Linked DNA regions of Mus musculus: regions 1, 2, 3, 4, 5 and 6 are each linked to region 7. A link is a loop called in an ENCODE intact Hi-C map of the cell type or tissue named here. Cell type or tissue: left cerebral cortex. All regions are shown on one strand.

What was found. Peaks named below come from ENCODE experiments on the same cell type or tissue, not always from the same donor. Only the 100,000 strongest peaks of a DNase experiment are listed, where the experiment ranks them.
Region 1: it touches region 7 in a loop (4-fold over the local background); 4 of 42 quality-filtered maps call a loop at or near these places.
Region 2: a loop joins it to region 7, with 3 times the contacts of the local background. A loop is called at or near these places in 7 of 42 quality-filtered maps.
Region 3: a loop joins it to region 7, with 2.9 times the contacts of the local background. A loop is called at or near these places in 28 of 42 quality-filtered maps.
Region 4: it touches region 7 in a loop (9-fold over the local background); 29 of 42 quality-filtered maps call a loop at or near these places.
Region 5: it touches region 7 in a loop (7-fold over the local background); 26 of 42 quality-filtered maps call a loop at or near these places.
Region 6: a loop joins it to region 7, with 4 times the contacts of the local background. A loop is called at or near these places in 7 of 42 quality-filtered maps.

Annotation. Positions count from the first base shown.
Region 1 is chr11:82,253,525-82,257,524 of GRCm38, reverse strand. No RefSeq gene overlaps it. Among named protein-coding and RNA genes, the nearest start is that of Ccl1, 76 kb to the right of the region's middle. In left cerebral cortex, a CTCF peak has its summit at 1,750 (motif pointing left); DNase peaks (open chromatin) are centred at 398, 1,774 and 3,931.
Region 2 is chr11:82,384,716-82,388,715 of GRCm38, reverse strand. Gm38577 (a long non-coding RNA gene) reads left to right here and starts at 1,276. Exons shown (of 3, transcript XR_880073.3): 1 at 1,276-1,760. In left cerebral cortex, CTCF peaks have their summits at 618 and 1,638; DNase peaks (open chromatin) are centred at 687 and 1,357; H3K4me3 peaks cover 1,968 bases; H3K27ac peaks cover 861 bases.
Region 3 is chr11:82,755,147-82,759,146 of GRCm38, reverse strand. The region is part of intron 3 of Cct6b (chaperonin containing Tcp1, subunit 6b (zeta)); the gene reads left to right. Among named protein-coding and RNA genes, the nearest start is that of Cct6b, 7.2 kb to the left of the region's middle. In left cerebral cortex, no CTCF peak of the experiment used is centred here; no DNase peak of the experiment used is centred here.
Region 4 is chr11:82,233,313-82,237,312 of GRCm38, reverse strand. No RefSeq gene overlaps it. Among named protein-coding and RNA genes, the nearest start is that of Ccl1, 56 kb to the right of the region's middle. In left cerebral cortex, a CTCF peak has its summit at 1,597 (motif pointing left); a DNase peak (open chromatin) is centred at 1,573.
Region 5 is chr11:82,744,544-82,748,543 of GRCm38, reverse strand. All of the region lies in intron 5 of Cct6b (chaperonin containing Tcp1, subunit 6b (zeta)), which reads left to right. It also overlaps the pseudogene Gm11420. Among named protein-coding and RNA genes, the nearest start is that of Cct6b, 18 kb to the left of the region's middle. In left cerebral cortex, a CTCF peak has its summit at 2,227 (motif pointing left); a DNase peak (open chromatin) is centred at 2,225.
Region 6 is chr11:82,390,633-82,394,632 of GRCm38, reverse strand. All of the region lies in intron 1 of Tmem132e (transmembrane protein 132E), which reads right to left. Among named protein-coding and RNA genes, the nearest start is that of Tmem132e, 3.7 kb to the right of the region's middle. In left cerebral cortex, a CTCF peak has its summit at 2,084 (motif pointing left); a DNase peak (open chromatin) is centred at 2,081.
Region 7 is chr11:82,888,641-82,892,640 of GRCm38, reverse strand. Rad51d (RAD51 paralog D) reads left to right here and starts at 2,017. Exons shown (of 10, transcript NM_011235.4): 1 at 2,017-2,303; 2 at 2,610-2,671; 3 at 2,831-2,949. The coding sequence starts at 2,222. It overlaps Fndc8 (fibronectin type III domain containing 8), which reads right to left and starts at 496. Exons shown (of 4, transcript NM_030224.1): 1 at 241-496. The coding sequence starts at 446. In left cerebral cortex, a CTCF peak has its summit at 1,970 (motif pointing right); DNase peaks (open chromatin) are centred at 1,993 and 3,963; H3K4me3 peaks cover 1,152 bases; H3K27ac peaks cover 669 bases.

The DNA of each region.
Region 1 (4,000 bases), 640 kb after region 7:
CAAACCCCCAGCTTTTGGAGGCCACTTCCTTAGGAAGACTGCAAATGAGAGATAGTCATTCCATGAATTTTAGCTTCGGCAGAACTCTTATTACTAACATCACTTTGGCCTCCAGCTTCTCCAATGAGGTCGGGGGAGAGAAGAGGAGAGGGGCGGGAAGTTCCTTTTCCAGAGAAAGGTTGTAGTTATGATCCAAGGATTCACAGATTAGTTGAATAGTCCCTCTCCTTTCACCTTTCACTAATCCATACTTCTCAGTTGCTCAAGCCTTGTAAAAACAGCAGGCTCTCCACAGATCACAGCACTGGGGCTTGGGCCCAGCTATTCTTCAGAAGTCCTGGGTCTGAGTGGCCAAGCTCCTTATGTGTGTTCTAGACTATGCCTGTCCTCTGCAGGGAATGGAGTAGGTGTGAGCAAGCTGGTGGTGTGGGCAGGGGACTGGGTATGGCACCTAACACGCCATTACTGGTGTGGGAGAATGGGCCTGGTATGTGGCCAGCCCCAACTCTACTGCCAGTGTGCCATTCCTGGTCACCCCCACAATGCTCATTACAAAGCCCACTCCATACCCCACCCCAACCCCTCAGCATCTCCTCTGGCCAAGAACCAATTTTACCCATGAGTGAGTCTGGGTAATCCTCTTCAGGCCTCCAGTGGGAGTGGGGAGGGATGCACCTAGGCTGAAGTAGGCAAGCCTTTAGAGAACCAGGTCCCCACAGGGAGCCAAGTCACTATCACCTGCTGGAGATATCCCATACTTCCTCTGGTGACCCACCCATCCCTTATTCTCTTCAGGAGGAAGTAGAGGCTTCAGAAAGCTCAAGGTCATGTCCAGGCTGACCCCTTCCCATCACTGTTCTGTAAGTGGGTTTATGCTGGAGCCCTGATATGATCATCTTCCCTGGGCTCCTCCTATTGCTAAGCATAGGGAGTGGATACCATGCTAGAGACACTTCAGGAGGCCCAGGGTCCTGCAGGCCCTCTAAGCTGCAAGGGCACCCAGAGGGAGCCTCGCCCTACAGTTACGGATAGGGGATGGAGGTGAGGCCAGAGAATGCAGCCACTCTGATCAGGAGTTTCCAAACAGGTCAGGTGAGATGCTGTCTTTTGGCAATCTTCCTCCTTTCTTATCCACACCTTCTGTCCAGTTTATATCTCTCCGCTCTGCAGAGAGCAGCTCTGTTCAGAAGCCTCCCTGGGATCCACAAGCCCTCTGATGAATGGCTAGGTTTTGCATTGATGAGTCTCCCTTCGTGGAGTAGTTCTACTTAACTGTGTCACTCAAGCACACGAGGCAAACCTGTCTATCTAGAAAAGGATGCTGATTATAAGATTGGTCTCAGGCTAATTGTGTTGCTCTAGACCACAGACCAGAGCTGCTCGGCACCTGGCACCTGGTAAACAGTTAACAAATTGAGCAGTTATAACTGTCATTGAGCCACTGGGCTCCTATTCATCCATCACCACCCTGTCGGGCATCACCTCTCTGTAAAGCCTCCTTCCCTGATCAGTCTCTGGGGACTCTGACTTCTGCAGCTACATCCTGTGTGTAATTGCTTCCTGCTATGGTTGGCTTGCGTGTTTTGACTCTGCTGATATGTGAGTTTCTAGGGGAATTGACATGGGAGCCGCCCGTGGTGAGGCCAGGGCTGAGCTGCTGGCTGGTGGAAGGAGGATTCTTCTGCTATCTCTAAGTTCCATTATGAAGTCTGTGCTTCAGGAGCTGTGTCCATATCTGGTGGCCTTCACTGCCCTCTCCTGACTACAGAGGGCAGGACAGTTCCTGGGAGGAGTGGGGGTGGGGCAGAGGCAGGCAACTGGCGCTGTTGGCAGAGATGAGTTCCTGTGTGTCTTGGTCTTCATAGCTGGGCCTGTGTGATAAGTGGTAAAGGACCATGTGTGGCCATGGGGAGGGGGTTGACATGGGAACAGGTGAGGAGGAGAAGGATACTGCTTCTTTTGAAGAAGACACTTTACCCTGCAAGGCTCCTGGGAATCCAGCCCCAAGTCTTTATGAACTGTGCTCACCCTGAAAACAGCCTCTGGGGTGAACCCAGAGCCGCCTTCCCCACAGCCTGTTCCACCCACGGGGGCCAAGGCTTGCTCATTTGCTCACAGTTAAACTCCTGGCTTCCTCGGGGACGGTGACAGATTGAGAGAAGATGGTTCCAGCTAAGAGAGTCCTATAATTATCAGCCACGGATTATTTTAATTAAAATGCTTTGCATCCTCAGCTCTTAATTTCTAAAATGATTATAAATGTTATTATTAAAGGAAAATCCTTGAAGTGAGATCCATAAATCTCTGCCTGGGCTGAGATGACAGGGTGAGCTGGTTACAGTAAAGGGGACCCAGCCTGGTGCTAAGACTCTCTGGGGAGGAGGTGAGAAGAGCGAGGGGTGGGCAGAGCCTGAGGAAAGGAGGGGTTTAGGGTTTCCACATGCATCCTGCCCACTCTGCCTAGATCATTAATTGATTGCGACTGAGAGATGGCCCAGACCTGGAATCTGCCTCTGTTTGCTGTGTGACTGAACAAGTCAGGTCACCTCGCTGAGCTCCAAGTTTCTCTGCTTTGAAATGAAAATAGTTGCCATCTGGCTGGACCATTTTAGCACACACTGATAAAGTGTTTAAGTCATTTGTCAGGGGAAGCCATAGTATAGCCATTCCGTCCCATCCCCAAGAGGCCTCGGGAGTCCTCCGGGAGTTCCACAGGCCACACTTCTGGGTTGTCCCTTCCACTCTCCATCCCTGAGATGGTCACTCCAGAGACAAGCTGCTGCCAATCTCAGTCAGGTCCCCAGGGCAACACCTTAGCTTTCAGCAGCCTGCTGCACAGAGGGCAGGCTCTCGACTGCCATTGTGGACTTTGAGGCTCACAGAGGAAGATGTCTAGCCCAAAGTCACGCAGAAAATGTCTTGGCAGGTCCTTTCAGCTCTTGTCGTAGATAGCAGAAGCCTGCTTCTCCTTGTTACACTCTCTTCTACTGACAGAGAATAGATCACCTGAGAGGTGATGCTACTGGCCAGAACACCAAGGGCACAGGAGAGGGTGGGAACAAGGCAGGGTGTGAGTGCTGGATGGTCTGTCAGGACACCCGGCCTCTGGCCCATGCTCTCCTCAGGCTCACATCTATGCTACCTGGAGCTGACCGATCCTTTCCTCTCCCAGATCCTTAGTTTCTCCCCATACTAAGATGGTGATGCACTAGCTACAGCCCTGCTATGCCCTCCACACTGGTTTGAGATCAGCTCTGATGATGGGTCTAAAAGTGCTTTGTAAGCGAGACGACCAAGCTAGGGCCCATTAGGACTGTTAATATTAGTATGCATACTTGGCTACTGGCCACAGAGCAGATGAACAAGGGGTATGGAGAGCAAGGACCGGCTCAAGCTTTTACAGTTTGCAGAAAAAGTCAGGGATGGCAACTCTCCGCGGAATCATTTCCAAGGTACTGCAGGAGGATCCCCTAGGGGCTTCAGCAAAGGAGCAGTATACAGGCAGGCAAGTAGAGGTCAGGATCTCTCTTCTCCCAGCAGGGACAGTAGCAAAACATATTGGCTTTCACAGACAAGGTGGCCTCCTCTATGGGCACAGATAGGAATGAGGGCCTGGGCAGGGCTGATTGCTATAGGACCCATCACAGGCCAAGGCTCACTTTTTCTGCTCTGCACAGCCACTCCACCTGTTGGAAATTAACCCAAGGACTAGCCAGGTAGAAGGGATAAGGCCTGAGGCCAGTTCCCCACCCCTACCCCAGCATTCACCAAGTCTTTCTCCCATATATTACCAGTTTCAAAATAACTGTGTACAGACTTGGTTCGTGTCCTAGGCTAGTCATTCATGCATTCATTCATTCAGACGTCCAGGAGAGCTTCTGAAATTGCTAAGATGTGCTGGGCACTGTGCCAAGCAGCAGCCCCGAGATGAATGAGACCCTGTCCTTGTTGTAAAAAGGCTCAGAGGCTGCTGTGGAGACAGAAGACAGACCTGCAAACA
Region 2 (4,000 bases), 500 kb after region 7:
CCGCGTGCCGAAGCCCCTGGCCTCGCCGCGCCGCTCAGATCCGTACTCGCTCGTAGGTACAGAACCCCAACGCGAACTCGAATCGCCTCGGTTTCGGTGGTAACCCCACATGCACAGCGCGGCTTTCTTCCTCTCCCAAGCGCCCTGCAGCAGTAGGGAAAATCCCAGGTCGGGAGGAAACGGATGATTTCTTTCGCAAAGAGAGAAAATCCAGGCAACTTTAATCCATCCGGGGAAGGAAAAGTTTCCTTGCAGGGATGAGACAGGCGACGCGGGTCGCCACCACCCTAGGCGACGCCCAGACGAAACGTCTGAGGTGGGGGACCAGATGTTTGTCCCTTCGCAGTGCTCGGTCTTGGACTCCAGCACTCTCTCCAGTCTCGACCGGGGTCTGCGCTAGCACAGGCCAACTCGGCGCCGCCTGGCCAGGCTGGGGTTCGGTGGCTGGAGCAAGGGTGGAGCTCTAGGCACTCGCTGCCCCATGGAGATGAAGCTAGGAGAAGCGAAGGAGCGGAAGCGCCAGCTAAGGCGCCCCAGCTCGAGCCGTTTCTTCCCAGAGCGTCTCCTCCAGTATCCAGCCCGTAAGCGTTGTAGGATGAGAGATGGGGTGGTCAGCCCTCGGCAGCACCGGCTACCCTTTTCTTTCCTCTCCGGTAGGGTGTCGCTGTCTCAGCACAGGGGTACCTTGCCCCGCCTCACACCTCTCCTCGCTTTCCCGGGGGAACCTACACAAACCTTGAACTTTTCCGAGGTTCACAGTCTCCGATCCCTCGTCCTACCCATCACCCCCGCCTTGCCCCTGGACACCCGCTCGCCCGTTGCCTCGGTGCGGCAGGGCACAGGCTGTCGCTCTTTCGGAGTCAGTCTGGGCGAGTAGATCGCCGCTCCAGTCCCAGCTACGGGTGGCAAGAAGCGGGAGCGCGGCCAGTGGGCTAAGGCAACCGCACCTGCGCAGCCCCTGGCCGGAGAGGCAGCAGCGGGTACCTAGGCGGCCTAGAAAAGATAGAGATGCCGATAGGGGTCCAGCTCTCCTTGGACGTGGGGTTGGGGAAGAAGAAGAATCAAGGACCAGAGGAAAAAAAAAAGAGGCGGGGGAGCCACAGTTGACCGAAGCAGTCGCTGCCACCTCCACGGCGCTCCTCGGTAAATGGTTGAAGAAAGACACACACACACACTGATGCTCGCTGCCCTCCTCCTCGGTCCGGCATCCAGCGCCCACCAGGACCGTAGCGGGCGGGCGCCCAGCTTGGCGCGCTCGCTCCCTTTTCCTCCCTCCCCTCCCAGATTCCCCGTGATCACGTGGCCCCGGAGCGCGCAGCCCACGGCTCGCGCGCCACGGAGACTTCCCCCTCCCCCGGCTCCCCTGTCTGTCCACGTGTCCATTCCGCATTCCCAGCCTGGGGGCGCGCGCGGCTCCTTAATGAGAGCCGGCCCAGGGCTGGCCTCGCCGTTCAGTTCTACTCCGCTTTACATTTAATTTTTTTCCCCCTCTGAGATTAAGGTTGGTGCGATCCGAGAGGGGTCGGTCGGCTGCTGCGACTGCGGTTCTCCTGAGCAGACGCCACAGCCGAAGCCGACCGAGGTCCCTTTTCAGGGAATGCCAGCTCCCCGCAGGGTGCCGGAGATGTTTTCGGTGGTTCTATCCGAGGCGCGGGTAGGGGGCAGCCTCCCACAGCCTCTGAGTCCTCCTGGGTCTGCAGGGCACCCGGTGGGAATCAGACAAGCTGCCGCGCCCAGCTCCTCTGGTTGGAGCTCCTCGGGTAAGAGGCAAGGGGCGCCGCTGGAGGCCGAGGAGAGACTTGCCTCTGCCTACAGGTTGTTTTGCAAACCTCTGAAAGGTGTCCGGGCGCGGAGGTGGGTGGGTGGGTGCGAGAAACTGCCCCTCTGTACTCTCACCCAGTCATCAGCTGAAGAGAGGGGGGTGTGAGGCAGACATTCACTCCCACCATCGCGCCTTTTCCATTAGAACGCAACCCAAATCAGACCCGACCGTCAACCGCCAATAGTCAATCAGGCATGAGATCAATGGCAATGATCTGACAGCATTATTGGATGTCACGAGGGAATCCTGAGAGGTCTGATCTCTATCAGTCCTACTCTGGAGGGGCAGTCTCTTGTCCCATGGGCATAGCCCATAGTGAGAGAATAGAACTTGAGAGTCACCCGTTATACCAGATGGAGTATGGGCTAGACAGATCAGAGCAATGGCTGGTGGGACTCTCCGTCTACACTTTATCTGTCATACTCGGGTCTTTTCTAGCCTTCCTGATCCTGTGAGTGTCCTTTTTGGGAAAATGGGTTTGGATGATGACGATAGGAACCTTCCTTGCCCCCCCCCCCCCCAGCTGCTGACTATCCCTGCTTAGGTTTCATATTGGAACCTGCCTAGCTGTTCTTGCTCCTCCCTCATAGCTCAGAGGTTCAGTGGGGAGAGCTAACAGTCTATTGGAGGCCCTGGGGAAAGACTATGCTGTAGTAGTCAAAGAAGATGATTCTCATTAGGTCCCTAATGCCTGGTGGCAATTAATGTCACCTAAGGGCTTATTAACCATCCCAAGGAGAGGCAAGCCAGCTACCAGCTCTCTCTCCTCCACCCCCAATCTGTGATGTTGAGGCATAGAGTACAGGACCCACTAAACACAAGCAGAATCCTTCTGGCCCTGACCACCAGCCCACTGGGGATCCAGAACTTAGGGATGGCTGGATGAAGGAGACAAAGCTGCTTCCTCTAAGATGCTGCCCAGGCTGCCCTTCTCCACAGCTTCTGTAGCTGACTCAAGAGCCAGTTCAGGTGAGGGCCCACCCTACCCTCCTAGCCCTGGCTGGAAGTAGCACACGGTGTTGGGTAGGGTGCTGGTAGGCTGGGCATCATGGAGTTCTGAAGAAACCAACTCAGTTTCCCCTCCTTGCACCCCAACTTCCATAACAGTACTGTGGATGTCTCCAATGCCACAGGTGTCAAGGGAGAATTAGCCCTTGTTCCCATGGATCTTCTGTTCTGGAAGGGAAGGGTAGATGCTAAGCATGTGAACTAGACTCTGGGGACACCTGAGGGTACTGCCATCTTTGTGTGTGTGTGTGTGTTTATGGGATATACACAAGCCTGTGGAAGCTAGAGGTCAAAGTGAACTGTCTTCCTCAATCTCTCTCTACATCATCTTCACCTCCATCATCATCACTACCACCATCATCATCATCGTCGCCGTTGTCTCTCACTGAACTCGAAACTCATTGTTTGGGCTAGACTGACCAGCCAGCCAATTCCAAGGATCTGCACATCTCTGCCTCTTCACCCTGTGGGTTATAGACACACTTCACTATGCCTGATTCTTACATGTTTGACGTTGATGTGAACTAGGGCCCTCATGCTTGTGCTGTAAGCACTTTGCTGACCTCTTGCTAGCCCGTGATCCTGTCATCCTCACAGAGTGGTGGTCTGGACTCCAGCCCTATTCTTTCCATACCTCCCAAGGTGATACGTTCGTCACTAACAATGAAGACTTGCCGTGTCAGCATGCCTGATGACCCAGTCGGTTCCTGGGTTCCACATACTCCTCTCGTCCAACTCAGAGGAGTGAGCCATCTGGAAAGTACAATACCAAAAGAGTCTCAGTTTTACTGTGCAGGGACACCTTACTTTTGTCAGCTGCATTCTGGAGTTCAAGGAAGAAGATAACTGGAGTAAAATGTACTTATCCAGTTGTCCCTAGCCTGACAACTAGGATGTCAGGAGAGAGGATGATCTTCCAGGCCATGTGATAAGCTACCTGTGGTCTCACCAAGAAGTATTGGTCTTGGAGTTCCTGTGAGCCATGCCCTGGGGACCTAGATGGCAGAGGTCAAATGGGGCCTAGGCTGGAGGAAGGGATGTAGGGAGGAACAGAGAGAGGGCTGGCATGCATGGCAGTCTTCTTCCTGTTTTTCCTTTCTGAGTGTCTTTCTGGATGGAGTTTTGTCAATGGCTGGGACCATCTCCTTTGCCAGCTCCTTTGTGATGCTT
Region 3 (4,000 bases), 130 kb after region 7:
AGGGTTGGGGGAGGAAGGAAGGAGACTAGCAATGGTGAGATGTGTGTGTGTGTGTGTATAGTGTATATCTGAACCATGATAAAGTGAAGCACAGGGTACAATAGAAACGACAGGAAAGCATGGAGATGCTAAATTAGCCTGCAGTAGTCAGGGGCGTGGATACAAAGTCTTCAGATGGAATGTGAGGTGCATGGTGTTCCAGGCTGAAGCCCCACTTAGCACTGGTATAGACCCACAAGCACTTGTTGTAACTGGAGTTTAAGGGCATGTGTGTGATAGTGAAGAGGTCGTGGAAGACAGTGGAAGGCGTTCTCCGAGGGTGAGGAGCACTAGCAGGTCAGGAAGCACACACTTTATTGCTGTAGTGAACAGGCCGAAGAGCAGCACATCAATAATGACTGATAGGACCAGACTGGCATTTTAAATATCTGGGGACAATTTTAATGAGTCCACAATCAGAGGCTCTCCTAGTAGTCCAAATGAGTGATTATGAAGACTGACTGACATAGAGGAAATATTTGCAAATGGTAATAGCACAGGTTGGATTAGAGTGTTTTGGCTCTTATGGATATAAGTCTTGGCTCCATTTCTAAAGCAGCTTGCTGATGTAAGACAAATTACGTTATCCGTGTAGAGCAGTAATAGTGCCCACTTTATACTGTCGTTGAGAGGATCAAATTAAATAATTCACATAGCGCCCTCAGACCTATGCCCAGCACAGACGCTCACCCTTTAGGTATTCTAGGAGTGATGTAAAGAAACGACGTGAATGAATCATGGTTCATGTCAGCGTTCACAAGGTTGTGTGTTATTTTACAAAATGAACAATCCTGTGTGGGAGATGGCTTGGTGGGTAAAGTGCTTGCTGTTCAAGTGTGAGGACCTGAGTTTGAATCGTCAGACCCTTGCCAAGCTAGGCATGTCAGCATACATCTGTAACCCCAGTGCTCCTACAGGGAGATGAGGCAGAGATGGGAGAATGCCCTTGGAGCATACAGCAATAAAAGAGATCCTGCCTCAAGCAATGTGGAGGGTGAGGACCAATACCTAAGGTTCTAAAGTTGCCCTCTGACCTTCACACCCATGCTCTGGCATGTACATTCACCAACATTCTCATAGCACACATAAAAGATAGAGAACACAGATAAATGCACCAAAAAAGAGACGAAATAGTGCCATGACTTCTTTTGCTGACTGTTGCTCGTCCTAAGGAACTGATCTACCCCTGCACCACACCCTCTGTCTCAACAGCATTTGAAAACCTTTAATTTTGTGAGCCAGGCATGGTGGTCCATGTCTGTAATTCTGGCACTCAGGAGTCCGAGGCAGAGAGATTGCACGTTTGAGGTCAGCTTGGGCTCATAATGAAGCAATGTCTCAAAAATTTATTTTTAGTCAGAAATTTAGATCCACAGAAAAGTTGCAAGAATATTACAAAGAATCACCAGGGTTATAAGTGCATTGTCCCTCCTTTGCTATGTTGTCTGTGAGACATGTAATTAATATAAGGTGTCTAATGTTTTCTGAATGGGTGATAGGAAGTTATAAATGTGTCCTAATTATTTCCGTCTCTCTCTCTGTCTCTGTCTGTCTGTCTGTCTGTCTGCCTTTCTCTCTCTCTCTCTCTCTCTCTCTCTCTCTCTCTCTCACACACACACACACACACACACACACACACACACACACATTTATTTCTGTTTTTAGACACGGTTTTACTCTGTAGCTCAGTCTGGTCTCAAGCTTGCTATGTAAGTGGGGCGGACTTCTTTTTTTTTTTTTAAATTCTAATTTATTTATTTATTTATTTATTTATTTATTTACTAATTCACTTTACATCCAGCTCATGGGCACCTCCCCCACTATCCTTCCCCTCCCCTTCTCTTCTGAGCAGGTAAGGACGCCCTGGGTCCCCACCCTTTTACTCCAAGTCTCTTCATGGCTAAGCACTTCCTCTCCTACTGAGGCCAGACAAGGCAGCCCAGAAAGAAGACCATATCCCATGTACAGGCAACAGCTTTTGGGATGGACCCCGTTCCAGTTGTTTGGGACCCCCATGAAGACCAAGTTGTATATCTGCTACATATGTGTGGGGAGACCTAGGTCCAGGGGCTGACTTCTAACTTACTGCCTTCTTGCCCCAGCTTCCTGAGTGCTGGTGTTACAGTCATGTGTGCCCAGCTCTTAGTGTATAATTTTCAGAATCACTGAATTCTCATATAGAGTCACTGTATGTATAAAGTTAATCTTAACATCAACAGCTCATGAGTGTATTAGAATCCAGTCTGCAGATTTCTTTCAGATTCCCCACTGACCCTGAGTGTCTTTTACAGAAAAAGGAAACTCGAGGACAATGCGTTGTGTTGAGATGGCATGTACTTTCAGTCTCTTTTAAGCTGAGGCAGTTCCTGAAGTGTCTTTCATAGTCTGTGGCATTGCTACTTTTAAAAATTAAACGTGTCTGGGTGGTGGTGGCGGACACCTTTAATCCCAGCACTCGGGAGGCAGAGGCAGGCCAATTTCTGAGATGGAGGCCAGCCTGGTCTACAGAGTGAGTTCCAGGACAGCCAGGGCTACACAGAGAGAGAAACCCTGTCTCGAAAAACAAAAAAAAAACAAAAAACAAAAAAACAAACAAAAAAAACCCACCCCCCAAAAAAATTAAACGTGGAATGTGGGGGCACATGAGGAGGTCAGAGGTCAACCTGGGAGAGTCGGTTCTTTCCTTCACTATGGGGTACTTGGAGCAAACTCAGCTTGTGCATCTTTATGGCAAGCAACTTTACCTTCTGAGCCATCTCACTGGTCTACTTAAAAGCTATTTTAGTTTGTTTATTTTTATTTTATGAATGTGCATGTTTTGTCTTCATATATGTATGTCAACCAGGTATGTGCCTGGTGCCCTTGAAATTCAGAAGAGGATTTTAGATCCCCTGGAACTGGAAGCATGGATGATTGTGAGCCACCATGTGACTTCGGGGACCTGAACCCAGGTTGTCTGCAAGAAACTGCTGAGCCAGCTCTTTTTTTTTTTTTTTTTTTGAGACAGGGTTTCTCTAGATAGCCCTGGATGTCCCAGAACTCACTATGTAGACCAGGCTGGCCTTAAACTCACAGAGATCTGCCTGCCTCTGCCTCTTGTGTCCTGGGAGTAAAAGTTTGTGCCATCATGCTTGACTGACATTGCTACTTTTAAGTTGCACAGGCCAGTTGTTTTGTAGAAAGCCCCTCACTTGGCATTGTCTATTTCCTCACAATTAGACTCAGATTATTAATTTTTGACAAGGCTACAACAGGAGTTCTGTGGTGATCGGAATGTATTCCACTGGAGCCTGGGATGACTGTCCGGCACATCACTGTGATACACGTTTCTCAGTCTGTGCTGCCTGGTCCCTCAGCATTGAAAGGAGTATTGTGTGCCTAGATGTAGTTGTAGCTCTTGAAAAAACTTTGTTATGCCTTGCATTGTACACGAATCTTTTATCTTAGCACTGGGGGAGCTGAGTCAGGAATTTGAAGACAGACTGAATTATGCATGTAGCAACACCCTATCTATAAATGAATGAATGGATTTATAGGTTTTTTTTTTTTTGTACTTGCAACTTTTCTATAAGCTTATTATTATTGAGCTCCAGCCCAGCCACTGGAGCAATGGCTCAGTGGCTAAGAGCACTTGTTGCTCTTGCAGAGGACACTGGTTTAGTTCCCAGCACCTACATAGTAACTCAAACCCCTCTGTGAGTAGAACTTGAGGATCCAACACCCTCTTCTGACCTCTGTGGGTACCAGGATGCACAGGGTACATATATGTGCACACAGGTGCAACATTCATATACATATTAAAGGATTTCAGATATGAAGCCTGAGAAAGAGATACTTATGAAGGACACATTTATGTTAGTGCCGTTGCTGTGGGTCACAGTATTTTTAGCATACTTACTACTCGGAGAGCATAACAAACTTTTACTCTGCATGGCTTGCTGTGTAATTTGTGTATTTATGT
Region 4 (4,000 bases), 660 kb after region 7:
TGTGGCAGGCTCGGAGGCTGCAGAGAAATCAGACAGACAGGGACTCTCTCCAGTGAGAGTCTGTTCTCCGTAAGGGACTGAAAATGTCGGGAGATGAAGCCAGACACAGCTCCATCCGCAAGGTGTAGATCCCGGGGGAACAGCCATTGAAAGGGCTGAGGTACACCCTGACAGAGATCCCAGGACACCTTACCAGAGCACGATTCAGGCAAGCTTCTGAGTGAAGGCTGGGCGTTAGCTGAGTCAGTAGAAGGTACCTTGCATAGAAGACCTCTGTCAAGGGACCTGCATGATGAACGAGCACCTGGGCTTGCTGGGCAGGTGGCTCAGTGATCTGATATTATCGCTACTGTTTCCAGTTCTGAAACAAAGTTACAGAGGCTTTGAGAGACTCTTCTGTCATCTCACTGGAATTGAAGTTCAAAGCTGGGATTTAAGCCTCACTTTTGGGTGCAGAGTTTGCCTTCTCACAAATAACAGGGCCAGCAAATACCTTTTTCTAGCCCCATTTTTTTTTTTCCAATCAGGATTTTGTGATTCTGTCGTCTGGTTTGAATGGCAGAGGCCACTTCTTGGAGGAGGATGCTTGCATGAGAAAACCTGTCTATCCCATCATGCAGTTCTCCTTAGCTGACTCAGCTCAGAACTTGCTGTTACTCCTTCATCTTCCCACAACCATCTAACAGACATCATGCACCATGCTCTAGGGCTGCAGAATCAAAGGAGACTAAACCCTCACTCATTCCCTGGAGGCTACCACTGGAGAATTAAGAAAAACAATGAATGAGAAAGAGAAGTATTATCCACCCTTCCACCCACCCACCTTTGCATGTACTCATCATGTGTCTACCTGCTCACCCATCCATGTAGCCACCATAGCCACCATCCATCTATCTATTCACCCATATGTCTATGTACATCTAACCCCTACCTGTCCATGATTATCTATCAATTTATCCATTTGTTTGTTGTTCCTTCCTTCCATCCATCCATCCATCCTTCAATCTTTCCATCCTTCCTCCCACCCACCCATTCATCTTGCTATAACTGCTATGGGGGTGAAGGCCAAGTAGGATGGAGTGGGAGACAGACAGCTCAGGAAGGGTCTTGCTGGATGGGTTCTTGTGCATTTATTTAGACTGTGAGATTCAGGAAGTGGGAGTGAGGGTTGGGGAGAGATAAAGGGATACAGGGTATTGAGAAAAGAGGGAAAGGTATTCAGGTGGGTGAGACGCTCAGCCATGGAATAAGTGTCTGGCCTGATTGGAGTTGAAGGGGACACAGTAGATGGGGCTGGGGTTTCTGGAGAAGTTATGAGAGAGCAGTGGTAGAGGTAACCCTGTGCTCTTCTTACAAGATCTGTGGCTTTTGTAGAGAAAAGATGGAGGCTCTGGGTGGCCTCTGGAATAGAGAGATGGCAAGACCTGACTCATCATTGTTTTAACAGTATTGCCCTGGATGTGCTGAGAATGGACAAAGGAACAGCAAGGAATCCTAGAGTCAGGCAGAACTTGGGCCCTGGCGTTGACTGAGCATTGGCTCTGCCTGGAGCTTGCATGGTGCTTTTGGCAGGCCTTGTCTGCCCTCTAGTGGTTATAACTAGTAATGCATCTAGTGGAGCTTTTCAGATTTCTTAAGGCCCATTCTGTGGATCTATTAAGCAGATAGTTTTCTCTACTGTGTGCTGGGTACTGACAGGCTCAGAAAATAATTAAACACCCTCACAAAAGCCAATGCCTAGTAGAATTTTCCTTCTACTAGGAAGGAAAAGACCTCCCAATCCAACTTTAAGGCACTGGTCCTCAGTTGGTGTGGTGTGCAAGATGCCAGGAGATTTCAGCTGTTAACTGGATGGGCTTGCTACCTACATGCAGTGCATAGAATCCTGAATGCATCAGGGCATCTCCTGGGGCAAAGAGCATCCCCCAGCCTCAATGTACCCTCTGGTCCCAGCATCAGTGAGTGTGGAAGTTGAGGGGACCTACTCCAAGACTCTGTATCAGGCGTTATGGCAGAAGTGATGAGAAAAACATTAGGCTGCAGAGGTGGAGTTACTGAAAGTGACTCACTTATTCCTTCCCAGGGCTGTGGGTCTCAACCTGCCATGAAGGGAGAAAAGGGATTTTCCAGGTGGAGAAAGAACAGATGTAGCCAAGGAAGCCGGCTTGGCTGGTTGACCATGGACTCCCAGGATGTCTGCATAGGTTGTGCCTGAGGCAGCCCAGTGTACACACAGTGTCTATGTAATGATTCTCTGAATCTTCTCTGTAATATACCCTGGTCATGATAACAGTCCAGGGCTTTTTCTAGACAGGTCCAGCAGTTCAATGTGGCTGGAATGAAGGGAGATGCAGCCGGTGGTGAGGACAGAGTGTGGCTGGGTGTCAGCTTGGGGACATCGGGGTTTGCCGGTAGTTGTCAGCAGGGGATGGCATCAGTTACTGAGACAGGGTGTCCCTTCCTGCAGTCTCCTGAGGACTCCAGACTCGGGTCAAGGTAGAAGAGGATCAGGGCTCCAGGTAGTGGTGAAGAGAGATATGAATTCTTCCCATCCAGGCCGAGAGCCCCAGAGGTGATTTGTCTCTCTCAGTCTTGCACAGGCCTTTCTTCAGCCAGAATGAATAACTGAATTGTGTGTGTGATGGGGGAGGGTTAGGGAAACTGGGGTTCAAATTGAACTTGGCCATGGGCCTGCTGCCTCCACTCACTCTGGCTCTGGGTTCTGTTTGTATCCCAAAAACACATGGGGCAGGTTGTCTCGAAGGGACTTTCCAGCCTTACCTCTATTCTTGATCTGCTCTGAGAAGTGAATCATGTCTCCAGGGAGCCTTGAGGAGGGACCAGTTAGTGGGGACTGTTTCTAGGACGAAGATTATTGATCCTCTTGTAGAAGACAGTCCTTAGCACATGAATCATTAAGACTAGAGACCCCTCCCGAACATCACTACTGGGAGCTTTGACAGCCTCAGAAAGCCGTTATCTGAGGCCCCTGCTTGCCAGGCTGAGTTTCTGGAAAGCAGGAAACAGTCTGTGTGTAGAGACAGCAGAAAGGGCAGAGCCCAGAGCCATCAGGGAGCGGCTGTCCTGCTATTTACAGATGGCTTAACCAAGTGGGCAGAGACGATGGCAGATGGGATGAGACAAGACACAGAGAGGAGGGGGCTCTAACAAGGCAGCCTCCCAGCTGCATGTAGCGATTCTTAGCTCCGAAAGTGGGTCTCCACAGGCAGGCAAGAGTGCCTTTGCAACAGTGTATTTGAGGACAGAGCAGTAGCCTCATTTGGCAAGGGTGAACTGTGTAGCAGGATAGACACTGTGTGCTGACACCTGTTACAACCAGCTTCCTAGGCATCTCTTCTGATATTTTCTCTTCCTATCAGCAGGCACAGATACAAAGCTACACACCACATGTACACAGGAACCACATTACACACACACACACACACACACACACACACACACACACACACACACACACCATACTTTCCATACTACACACACCTCACACCATGTACACACCCCATGCCACACAGACAAACCACCTAAACATACACACAAACCATGCCACACTGGTTCAGAGATGCAAATGATTTAAACTAGCTGCTGCAGGGAACATCTGGGAGCAGATTTGATTGCCTGGTCAAAGTCTCCTGTCTTTTCATGGACAGAAGGGAGTGGTACCCTCTCATCTGTCTCTTATTTCAGAAATTTGCCCCGGGGTGTCTCTTTTTCCATCTACCACCAGCAATGAACACCATCGCTTTATAAACATAGTACTCAGCTTGCCTCTGAGCACTAGAACCTGAATTAGATCCCCAGCACCCAAGTAAAGAAAAATCTGCTGGCTATGGTGGCTTCACGTATAACCCCTGCACCAGGAAGGCAGAGGACAGGACGTGATGGCCAGTCCATCGAGCTTAATTGGCAAACTCAGGGTTCTTGCAGAGAAGCACCCAAGGTTATCCTCTGACCTCTTCATATGAATGAGCACACGTGCACC
Region 5 (4,000 bases), 140 kb after region 7:
GAACAACATTATCAACTAACCAGTACCCCGGAGCTCTTGACTCTAGCTGCATATGTATCAAAAGATGGCCTAGTCGGCCATCACTGGAAAGAGAGGCCCATTGGACTTGCAAACTTTATATGCCCCAGTACAGGGGAACGCCAGGGCCAAAAAAATGGGAATGGGTGGGTAGGGAAGTGAGGGGGGGAGGGTATGGGGGACTTTTGGGAGAGCATTGGAAATGTAATTGAGGAAAATATGTAATTAAAAAAAAAAGAAGTGTGTGCCCATACAGCCCAGCTATGAATATGTTTTCATTTAAGATTTTTAAAAATGAGCCGGGCAGTGGTGGCGCACGCTTTTAATCTCAGTACTTGGGAGGCAGAGGCAGGCAGATTTCTTAAAATGGCATTTTATGTGTATAAGTGTTTTGTCTGGATGCATGTACGTGCAATCTGTGCATAGCTGGGACCTGTAGCGGTCAGGAGGGCATCAGATCCTCTGGAACTGGAGTTAGCAAATGGTTGCGATCCACCATGTGATGCTGGGAACCGAACCAGGAGCTTCTGTGAGAGCAGTAAGTGCTCTTAACCCCTGAGCCATCTCCCCAGCTCCCACCAGCTTCCTCTCTATTGGTACGTGCCTGTCATGTGTGTGTTGTTTCAACCTTCTTGTCCTTATATTTTAGAAGATTGCTTTTTGTAAGTGACATTTTTATTTTGTTTTATGTTTTGGAGGCAAGTAAAAATTCTTAATCAGATAGTCTTTATATTTTAATTGAAATAGCTAGTCTATTACATTTTACGTTGTTAAGAGTATATTTGATTCACAGGTCCTATCTTTTTTACTTTCTATTCATTTCCCATTGTCCTATGTTTTTTCTAACCAACGTTTCATTTTATTGTTTTCATCATTATATTTTTCTTCTCTACTAATTTGCAAATTTCACACTTCTACTATTTTTTGATTAGTAGAAATTACATAATTTATAGTAACTTGTAGGAGTCTACCTTAATATCTTTGCTCTGGATAATATCCCCCCATTTACTCCTTCTTAAAACATGATCTTGTTACTGTTCTTTAAAATCCCACTTGATACTACTGCTATTTCCTACTGAGTTTGTGAAGCTCTATCTTCATAATTTCAACTTGGTTTGATGTTTATGGCTTTTACCGTCTCAGCCCCACTCGGGACTGCAGCTCTCTCCCACTTACAGCTGGAGACACTGCCCAGGCTCCCAGGGGATGTTAAGTAGTGCTCAACCTTCTTTCTTCCTGGCCCTTGTCAGCAGGCCTGGAGCTAACACATTCAGCTGCTGCTTTTTCACTTCCTTTCCCTCTGCCGATGACTCTGCAAGTTCATGCGCTTCCTTAGTTAACGTGTCTCCGTGTGACAGTGTGTTACTGAGACCAGCGGTGAAACCAAGGGACCTCCTTCAGACAAGGGCCACTGATATTCTTTCCTCTGCTTACTGTTCAGCCTATAGATTTTTTTCCATGCCTAGTTTGCTGGAGGCGTTCTGTCAAATGTTGGTTTGCTTTCATTTTCACTTTTTGGTGCTTTTATTGTGGTTAAAAACTAGGCTTACAGTTGTAGATGGTTCCCGACTTACCGTCCACTAGCTTTACAGTGGTGTGAAGGTGATATGCATTCAGGAGAGCCTGTGCTTTGAAGTTTACATTTTAATTTCCCCCCAGCAATATATATTGTATGATACTGTCTTGTGATGCTGAGCAGTTGCTCACAGCTGACCCTGCAATCACGAAACTACACAGCCACTGCCCTACTATATGCGGCATTGCTAAAAAATGATGGTGGGAAGGTTAGGGAGAGTAAATGCATTTGACACGATAGTTTCAGCTCATGATGGTGAACTGGAATGTAACCACGTGATGGTTCATTTTGATGGTCAGTTTGGTGGTATTTAGGATGCCCCAGAACACAAGCTTCTGGGCGTACCTGCGAGAGTATATCAAGAGATTTGAATGAGGAGAGAGGATCCATTCTACATGTGAATGATGAGCTGAGATCCTGGAATGAGTTCAGAATAGAGGGCAGGATGAGAAATACATATCTGGGAATCGTTATTATGAGGCTGCAACCATGACTTTTAAAGATACCAGAAAGGGGGCTGGAGAGATGGCTCAGGGGTTAAGTGTGCTGGCTGGACTTCCACAAGATCTGGGTTCAATTCCCAGCACTCACTATCGGTATCTCCAGTTCTAGGTTATCTGTCGCCATCTTCTGGCCTCTGCTGTTATTGCATGTACATGGTGCACATCTATAAAAAGATACCAGAAAGCCAGGACAACCAGGGCTAAACAGAGAAACCCTATCTCGAATCTCGCCCCCCCACCCGCCCCCAAAAGATACCAGAAAGATGCCAGGAGAATTAGAATTGTTGATCTACCAAATTCAAATCACCCTCACCAGCCATGATCCAGCCATGATCCAGCCATGATGCAAAGTTTCTGGTGTGTGCTTCCTTGATCAGAGGTGCAAAAAGAAAAGAATGTGAAAGGAAAAGGGCCAGTTCACACACCTACCCCAACACTAGCAATCACTACTGGAAAAATACATTGCAGTGAAGGTTCTAAGACATGGGATCGTTTCCAGATGAGAATCTGTGAGCAACTCATTGACTCACCCAGTCCACGAGCCACTCATTGATTTACACAGTCCTTCTGAGATCGTTAAGTGATTACTTCCATCAGCATTGATCGGGGAGTGGAGGCTGAAGTTACTATTGTGGTTGCCTAAGTTGACAATTTTAATAAATTGACTTAATCAGTTAAGAAAAAAGAATCCTGAACATTGGAAACTTGTTTAGAAATTGAAAAGAGGTTAAAAATTCACCAATGGAGAGTGAGGATGGGTGATCAAGGGAGGTCAAAGAGGCATGGTGTCTCAGCACCCAAGCAGAAAGAGAAAAATGTTTAAAGTATTGTTGTGAACTGAAAAGTGAACAGCATACTGCTTCAGTAGAGAGGCAGAGACGAAAGTCCCACTGAAGGCAAGCACAGGAGAGAACGGTAAGGGAGGGGTGTATTGTGGTGCCCCTCCTAAGAAACTGTCCTGATCACCTTGATGGACCTGGGAAGACTCACTTTGTGGGCACCTTCTGGGAGCAGCACAGATGAAAGGATGTGTCAGGAGGAAGAGCAAACAGCCTTTGCTTGGCCTCCCTCTGGCCTTGAATCAATTGTTGTCCTGTTGCTTCAGCTTCTGATTCGTTGTCAATACCAGAAGCTGTTTCTACGCTTTCAGCCTGGACTGGGTGGGGCCAGTGACTTTCCAGACTTCTCCTGAGCTTCTCCTACCAGATCCGGACTGCTGAGGTGCCCAGCATTGTGGACTGAGCAGCTCCAGGGCGCTCCTCCCCTCAGTGAGAGACAGCCCCTGTGGGACCACTACCGAGGCACCCAGTATTAAGTAACTCCCCGATTCTCAGCTCTCAGGTGTGATTCTGCTCTTGTTCCTATTTTAAAGCTGCCTTCATAAATTCTTTAAATAATATATTCATCCCATTGGTTCTTTTCCTCTAGAGAACCCTTACTAATTCAAGGTGGAATTGCAAATGGAAACAGTTCAGAGTGGCTGTAAGGAAAAGCAGTGATATAGGACCAGCGTTCTGTGCTGCAGGGGGATTCGGGAATGGAGTGGGGAGAGGGATGCTCTGTTTTAAAGAGTGAGGGACTACTGAGGACTTGTGGAGGTGGTGGTGATGGAGGTGGTAGTTATGCGGCAGGTTCTTCCTTGCATTTTTTTTTTTTTTGAGACAGGGTTTTGGGCGTCTCTGTGTAGCCCTGCCTGTCCTGGAACTCACTTCTGTAGACGAGGCTGGCCTCAAAGTCAGATATCTGCCTGCCTCTGCCTCCCGAGTACTGGGATTAAAGGTTTGTGTCACCACAGCCCGGCTTAGTTTCTATTTTCTCAAAGCAGCATACTCATTTTCTGAGGCTGAGGAGAGTAAACATGACAGAAGCTTGAGAAGTAGAGAACACTGAACATTGAGCACAC
Region 6 (4,000 bases), 500 kb after region 7:
CATCCTGAGGATCCTGGGCATGTCATTTCCTGAGGCCCAAAGATGGGGCCAGGGAAACAGAAAAGAGCTGGCTGGCTCTATGAGCAAGTTCATCACTTCCCAGCTATTTGAACAGAACTGGAAAAGCCATTTGAGCGAAGAGGGCAAACTACTTGCTTATTCCCATGGAACAAAAGTTTGGGGGAAGAGAATGCAAAGAGAAGGACTCAGGTTTGATAAAGGGGGTGCTTTCTAAAAGTAGATAATTACCTAGATAATTTTGTAGAAAGAAAGAAAGAAAGAAAGAGAGAGAGAGAGAGAGAGAGAGAGAGAGAGAGAAAGGAAGAAAACCAAGGTTTTCTTCAATTATCTTTACTACTCTTGCTTCTTTTTTGCAGCAAATTATTCATTTTTGCATCCATTCATTCATGCAACAAGCATTGAATTATCTAGGTAATTGCTTCCATTTTCCACTCATCCTGCTGGGTGCTGAGAGCCAAAGGGCTTGGTCTCCCTTTTCCCCTCCCCCTCTTGTGTGTGTATGTATGTGTTTTGTGTGTTTGCATGTGTGCACTCTTCTTGAAGATGACGAGGGAGGCAAAATGAAGGGCAAGACACAGCAGTGACTTCTGGCCTCCAAGCCCATGGGTGCTGGACTACCCTGATGGTTGGCTTGCCTCTGGGCTCACCTGTCCCCTTCTCTAAACACCTTGTCATTCTTCATTGACAGCATTTGGCTGCCTAAGCACTGGCAAGTCTTTGCCAGATATGGAGCCTAACCGCGGGGATGGTGAGGCAGAACACAACCCACCTGAATTGATGGCAAGACGTACCTACTTTGCTTTGCAGCTAAAAGGGCAGAGAAGGGAAAAGACATTTATTTTCTTCAAAATACACACACACACACACACACACACACCTGGCTCACTAATTTCTTATTAAAATTCTGTGTCGAGTTCAAGCAGGGAAGAAGGGAGGACAGCTGGGGATGGGACAGAGGGGTGAGGAGGGCGGTCAGAGCCTTGGGTTGGCATTTGCTGCCGGCGGAGGAGTGGAAAGGAGCAGAGAACTAGGAGGTTAAGGAGGGTCTCTCAGTGGAGGAGGAGAGCAGGCTCAGGAGGAAGTGGGTTCCCTGAACTGAGGCACACTGAATGCCCTGTAGTCTGCAAACTCTGGGTCACACTGCCTTACAAAACTGCCTTTGTGGTATAGGGCGGCAGGAGGGGTGTGTGTGCCTCAAACTTTTGCCCTTGCACAGGGCAGGCAAGCATGGCACCACTGGGCAATGACCTAGATTTCTTTTTCATTTTATGAGACGGGGGTGGGGGTGGGGGTAGGGGGGCCTCACCAAGTTGTTCAGGCTGGCTTTGAACTTGGATCTGCAGCCAAACATCTTGGTTTTGGGTTCCTCCTGTCTCAGCCCTCAGAAGCTAGAGTGATCATGGATGAGTGTGTACCAACAGAACTGTGACAAAGTGCCTTGAAAAGAGAGGCAAGGTGGGGTCTTTGTCTGGGCTCTGACTGGGCTGCGAAGTCCAGCAGGGAGTGAGACTCAGCCCTCAAGTTCTACTGGCTGTCCTGTGCTGTGTCACCAGGGGTATCAGGGAAGGTTAATAAGGATAATGTTAGGATGGCTAGTCATGGGGGGAGGGGCTAGCTTGGGACTGGTAGAATCTCTTGGAATGGCAGAAATAGAAAACACCTTTGGTGACATTGGGCTAAACCGGGAACCCCATTTAGGCTCCAGGCATTGTTATTTTTCCAGCATTGACTTGCTACATGAGTTCCAGGCTCTTTCCTGCATGTCTACTGTCCTCATTTATGCATACTCTAGGGTTGGATTCAGCTATCCTGGGGTCCCCTCTTTCAGTGCTGGATGCTGACAAGGTCAGACCCTGCCCAGGGATATGGACCACATCCTTGGGGTGGGAGGCAGTGCTTCTGTAGCACCCTGTCCACCCCAACCTCATGGATGCCTTTACAAGGCTCAGTCTCTGTCCTGGCCTTCCACAGAGCCTCGTGAAGCTGGAGCCCAGCACCCAGCCATCATCAGAAAGCATTCCAGTAAAGCTCATTTTCTGCCACCAAGTTTAGAACACATCCCCACCTACTGGCCTCACTCATTAACAGAGCTGAGCTGCACAGCCAACACAGGCCTCTCTCCCTGGCCTGCGGCTTGCCCAATCCTTCTGAGAGATGCAGTAGGGTTGGCAGATACAACCTACAGGAAAAAGCCTTTGTGGGTGTCAGCCTGCGGCCTCCTAAGACCATGACCCAATGTGTCACCTGGAATGTACAGCCTGAGGGAGTCATTCAAAGAGTATAGCTTGGACCTGTTCCCACCTTGCTCTCTTCTTATAAAAGCTGACTCTTCTCTTTCCCTATCCTCTCTTGCTTCACCCATGCATTTCTTCTGAGCTGTGTATGCCCCACTGGAGATGAGACTACCACGAGGGAGTGTGTGAAAGCCTTGGGGTTGGGGAGGGGGGCTTAATGCATGCGGATGCCGGCTGTGAACTGGGCCCAAGAGGCAACCAGCTGGAAGAGCCAGGAAAGGACCTTGAGATGCTGTTGGTGGCCTCAGTGTCCCTTGGGGGACCTGCCATTGGGGCTCAGCTTTAAAGGTTGGGTAAGGGTTTCCAGAGTCGAGGTGCTGCCTACAGAAGACTCGTAAGTCAAGACAGGGGTGTTCATAAGGCACATGGAAGAAGGAGAGAGGTTGGGAGCACTCTAGGGAAGATGTACCTGGGACCAGGATCAAGCAGGACCTTGATACTAGGGCAGAGAGTGGGTCTTTGGTCCCATAGGAAGCCAGTAAAGTTGCTGAGTAAGAGAACAGGCAATCCTATCTCCAGCAGGCACAGCTACCAACCGCCCTGACCCCCAGACTCCTCAAACTAAAGATAAAACCTCATCTCTCCAGAGACAGATACAAGAAAACCACCTTCTTAGCTCTTCTTCAGAGGTAGCCTTAAGACTGGGAACAGGGCAGGAGATAACCAGACACTTCACTCTGCCCACCCTGAGCTGGGCCCACAAGGGGTGTGGGGCTCTCTCTGGTCATACAAGGGCTCTGCCCAACAGTCTGGCAGACCATGAGGAGGGAAGTGGTGCATCAGAGACCACATGCTGTGGCTTCGGGGGAGGGGAGATGGGGACGTGATGCTAGGAAGGCAACCCAAGGTCATCCGGCCCAATGGCGCCACTGTCAAACAGCAGCCCAGGCTGCTTGGTCTCCTGTCTGGCTGTGTGGTCAGAAACCCGCTACCTCAGTGGCCTGGCAGGCATTAAAAATTGCAGCCCCTGCCCCCAACTTCTGGATTTCAGAACAGCCTACAAAACCTATTCAGAATTGGCATGAGTGACAATATGTCCACATACCTTCCTCTAACTGGGAGAGGTTGGCAGGAGGAGCATTAGGCAGTCGGTCCTGCAGGATGAGGGCCTGAGGCTCAGGTTTGATTTGTTTTTACGAGATGTATTTCTCTCATTTTGCTCTCGCTTGTTGTGGGATGAGAGTAGAACTGGGGCTATGGCTTGACAAAGGGACTTTAGATCTCAGAGAAGGACTTAGAAAGGGAGCTAGGAGTGGGGACAAAGTGGTACTGCCTCCACTATCCTTCCTTCCGCAAGTCGGTACCTCTGTCTTGAGCATGCCTGCACGGTGCTAGCATTGTGTGTGTGGACAGGTTATGGATGACCGTCCCTGCTCAGTGCTCTGGGACACCCTAGGCCCAGGGACAGCCGGGAGCCCTAGATAAAAGGCTCACAGCTGGCAAGACGCTCCAGAAGGCCTGCCTAGGGCAAAGACTTGGGAAGCAGACAGTTCTGGCAGGTCAGGAAGAACAGATCTGTGGCTGGGCCTGAGAGTATGCTAGTGAGTAGCTGGGACCTAGGGACAGCAACTGAGCTACCCAAGGGCCAAAATGACCTGGGAATGGAGCTCCAACAAGGGCAAGAGCCATGCTTAGACAAGAAGCCTGCTAGGCTGAGCTTTAGGACTCCACCAGCCCCACACAGC
Region 7 (4,000 bases):
TGAGAGAAATGAGGGAGAGAAGACAGGGGTAGCAGAGAGTGGCAAGCAGAATAGGAAGCACCCCCTGGCTAGTCCAGGAAGGTCAGCTAGAATGGGGAACCCACATCCTCTCAAAACTGATGTGGGGCTCAGGGCGGGTGCATGGGGAACCTCCTGATATGTTCTTCCCTGAAGGACCCACCACAGTGGGCTGCAAAGCTTCTCCAGCCTTAGAAATGAGGACCCCAAATCGTGTCTTACATGACATCGGTGTTTTCTTCCTCTGAGAAGCTGGCCAAGCTGCGTCTTGACGGGAGCAGGAGGCCTTTGGTAGCCATGGACCGGTTAATAAACTTAGGATTTGGACAGGGCTTTGGCAGTTGGTCAATCACATTGATAACATTGAGGGCTTCCTTCTTCGGTACAGCCTCCTCTCCACCCCCCACTTTACAGAATACCGTCGCCATCTGGTGTGGGTGGGGCGCAGGGTTGCCACCACCCTCCAGGACAACCAGCTGGCAGGAAGCAGAGAAAAACTGAGGCAAAGGTCTCACCCTTCATTTGGGTGAGAAGGTTTGCAGTGCTCTGACTTCACAATCATCACAGAGTGTAACAATCGGGGGGCCAGCCTCCCCTTGATAGGAAGTTTGCTGTGCAGCTGGACAGACCAAACGCCTGGGTTAGGGGTGGGCTTGAGCCAAGAAAGAAACTTGATGGCCCCTTCCAGCACACATGACCCTCTCTAGGTCACGTTTGTGGTCACAACTACTCGGTCCTCTTCTGAGGACTTCAAAAGGCTTAATTGCCTGTGCCTCTTTAGAGCTGTCCAGGAAGGGGTAGCAGGCTAGTGGCACAGAGAACACCACTTGGCCTGAGCCAACCAGACTTTGAAGAGAAGGCCTTTGCCTACTGATACTTCTAAGGCTCTCTATCCTGGGATCTAAGCAGCAAATCCCACCATAGCCAGTAACGCAGGCACAGTGAAAGCTTACTGTGGGTTGTAGCTCACAGAGTAGCTGGTTTCAGGGCCAGGATTCCAAACACCTTGAAAGATTGAGAGACAATGGTGAACATGAGGAGATATTTCTAAAAATGAGCCCTGCAGCTGGATATGGACTGGAGATTCAGTTCTGTGCTTCCTATCTGTATAAATCAAAGAATAACAATCTTACTGAGCCCAAATTCCTTCAACTACAAAATACAGGCAGAAATAGAACCTCACTCGTGGGTTTTGTAAAACTGCTTTATTTCTTCCACTAGATGTGGTTAAAAAAATCAAAATAGTATTTTATATACTCAAGCATTTCCCTACTTCCATTAAAACCTCTGGAAAATGTTGGGCTAGACAAATGGCTAAGTGGTTAAGAGCACTGACTGCTCTCCCAGAAGACCAGTACCCACATGGTGGCTCTTAACCATCTGTAACTCCAGTCCAAGGGATCTGACCCTCTCTCTGGCTGCCTTGGGTACCAGGCATGCCAGGATTGCATAGACATCCATGCAGGCAAAACATCTATATACGTAAGATAGAACTTGATAAATTTGGAAAATATAGGGACACAGGTACTCTCTGTGAACTTCGCTGGATCTCAGCTTGATCATACAATCTGTAATGATCTGAATTGATCCACTTTCATTGTCTTCCTAACAAGAATGCTACTAGAAGTCAGGGATGCTTCACTCTGTAAATATTGAGTTAGGTAGAGTGAGTGTCCCCTAGCTTTGCAAATAGAGGCTGGTATACACAAGAGACTCGTTGGAAGACTCGCTGGACACACAAAATGTGTGTGTGTGTGTGTGTGTGTGTGTGTGTGTGTGTGTGTGTGTGTGTGTGTGTGTGTGTGTGTGTGTGTGTGTGTGTGTGTCGGTGTGTGTGCTTGTGTCTCTGTGCATGTATGTAAGCTCTAGGTGTGCTTGCAGGTGGCTGGCGCGAGTCGCAAAGCCTCTGTGTTTGCCCTCATGGTCAGCAGATGGCGCTGCAGGCCTGGCCTACAAAAGACGCTCCAGTCCCGGAACCCGGAAGCGTCGGCCGGAGGGGGCGGGCCTAGGGCGCCTAGAGTCTTGCGAGTTGGGAAGGGTTAGTGTCCCTCACCTCGACTTGCATCCTCTTCCCGCCCCTTCGTCCCGCGCTGGCACGCCAGGACCTTTTCCCTAAGTAGAACTGAGGAATGCCCAGAGTGGGGGACTCGGCGAGCGCCCAAGTGACAGAGAGCCCCCAGGGCATCCTGGGTTTGTAGGGACTATGGGCATGCTCAGGGCAGGGCTGTGCCCGGGCCTCACCGAGGAGACCGTCCAGCTTCTCAGAGGCCGAAAGATAAAAACAGGTGACCTCATGGGCACTACCCCGGGGGTCGGCACCGTGGTCGTGGTACACATACGGGGCCTTTTGCTCTAACAGGATGGCCGCACTCTTCCTCTGACTTTCTGAGGAAGCTGGGTTCGCAGGAGCCGAGGCAGAGGATTTTACTGAGTGCTGGGCCCTTTGCGGGGTCGGTCCTGCATCAGGGCCTGCGTGCTCGAGATAGGTAGTAGAATAAGACCTTAATCCCGTTTGACAACAGAGCAAAAGGCAAATGTGGCAAGGCTAAGCCATTCCTGCTGCCAATCACCTGCACCTGCTCTCTTTCCAGTGGCAGACCTGGCAGCTGCTGACTTGGAGGAAGTAGCCCAGAAGTGTGGCTTGTCCTACAAGGTGAGCTCGCGATCTGCAAGCTCCATTCCAACCCCTCTTCCAGCTGCGCCCCCACGCTGCAGGATCAGAGTTCCTTGGGATAGATGGGGGGGGGGGGGGGCGCTGCTCTGAGGGGGCAATCTGGCGGGCCTGGAGCCTGAGTGTCCGCCCTATTGGCAGGCCCTCGTTGCCCTGAGGAGGGTGTTGCTGGCGCAGTTCTCGGCTTTCCCCTTAAATGGCGCAGATCTCTATGAGGAACTGAAGACTTCCACGGCCATCCTGTCCACCGGCATCGGAAGGTTTGTATGCGAACCTGGACAAGGTGAAAGCAGAGACTGAGGCTTCAGAGGACGGGGCTGGTGAGGGCAGTCCAGAGCGGTAGAGGAACTGCAGGCGTGTGGACTCCTGAGTGTTTTTCCCTAGAGTAAAACTGTAGGGTTTCTTAGCCTCAACACAATTGATGGGGGGGGGGGGGGGGGAGGCAAGTCGTTATTTCCTGAGATAGAGATATCCTGTGCGTTGAGAGTCGTTTAACAGCATCCCTGGTCCTTCTCTACCCACCAGATGCCAAGATGCCCCCAGTTTTAATAATCAAAAAATGACTCAGTATCTCCAACAAGCTAACTTTTCCCAGTGAAGAGCCACTGTCCTATAACATAAGATGTCGTTAATACCCCCATTGTTTAGTAGAGTCCACCATACGTCAAAATAAAGCAAGTAGCAAGTGAGACCCGGGGAAGGATTGGGGTCCCGGGAGTCTGCACTTTTGCGCTGACATAGGCCAGTGGTTTTCAACCTTCCCAGTGCTGTGACCCTATAATACAATTCCTCCTGTTGTGATGACCCCCCCCAACCATAAAATTACTGCTTTGCTACTTCATAACTGTAATTTTGCTACTGTTGTAAATCATAGTGTAAATCTCTAAAAGCAATATAGTCGGATCTGCCACCCCTGTGAAAGGGTTGTGCAGTCGTCGGAGGGCTTGTGTTGTGACCCCTGGTTGAGAACTGCTGCCCGAGGTTATGGATGTTAGAAGTTATTGACCTCCCTTGTGGTTAGCCTAAGAAAGGGGCCAGCAGAGGTGAGCCCGGGGTTATCTGATCCAGAACCTGTTGTCTCTGCCATCTGAGGCAGCAGAGGGGAACGGGCATACTCCAAAAAGAGCAGTTACATTGTGCCCTGTTGTTCGGGTTGGGAAAGAATTGGAAGACAGCTAGCATTTTCTGGCCAAGCGAGTCTGACCTCTCTCCCGGCCTATTTGTGCGGAGCTTGATGAATAACACGGCCATCACAGAGGTCTTTGGATCGGTCTGGCCCTTGCTGTTTCCATAACACATTCTCTTGGCAAG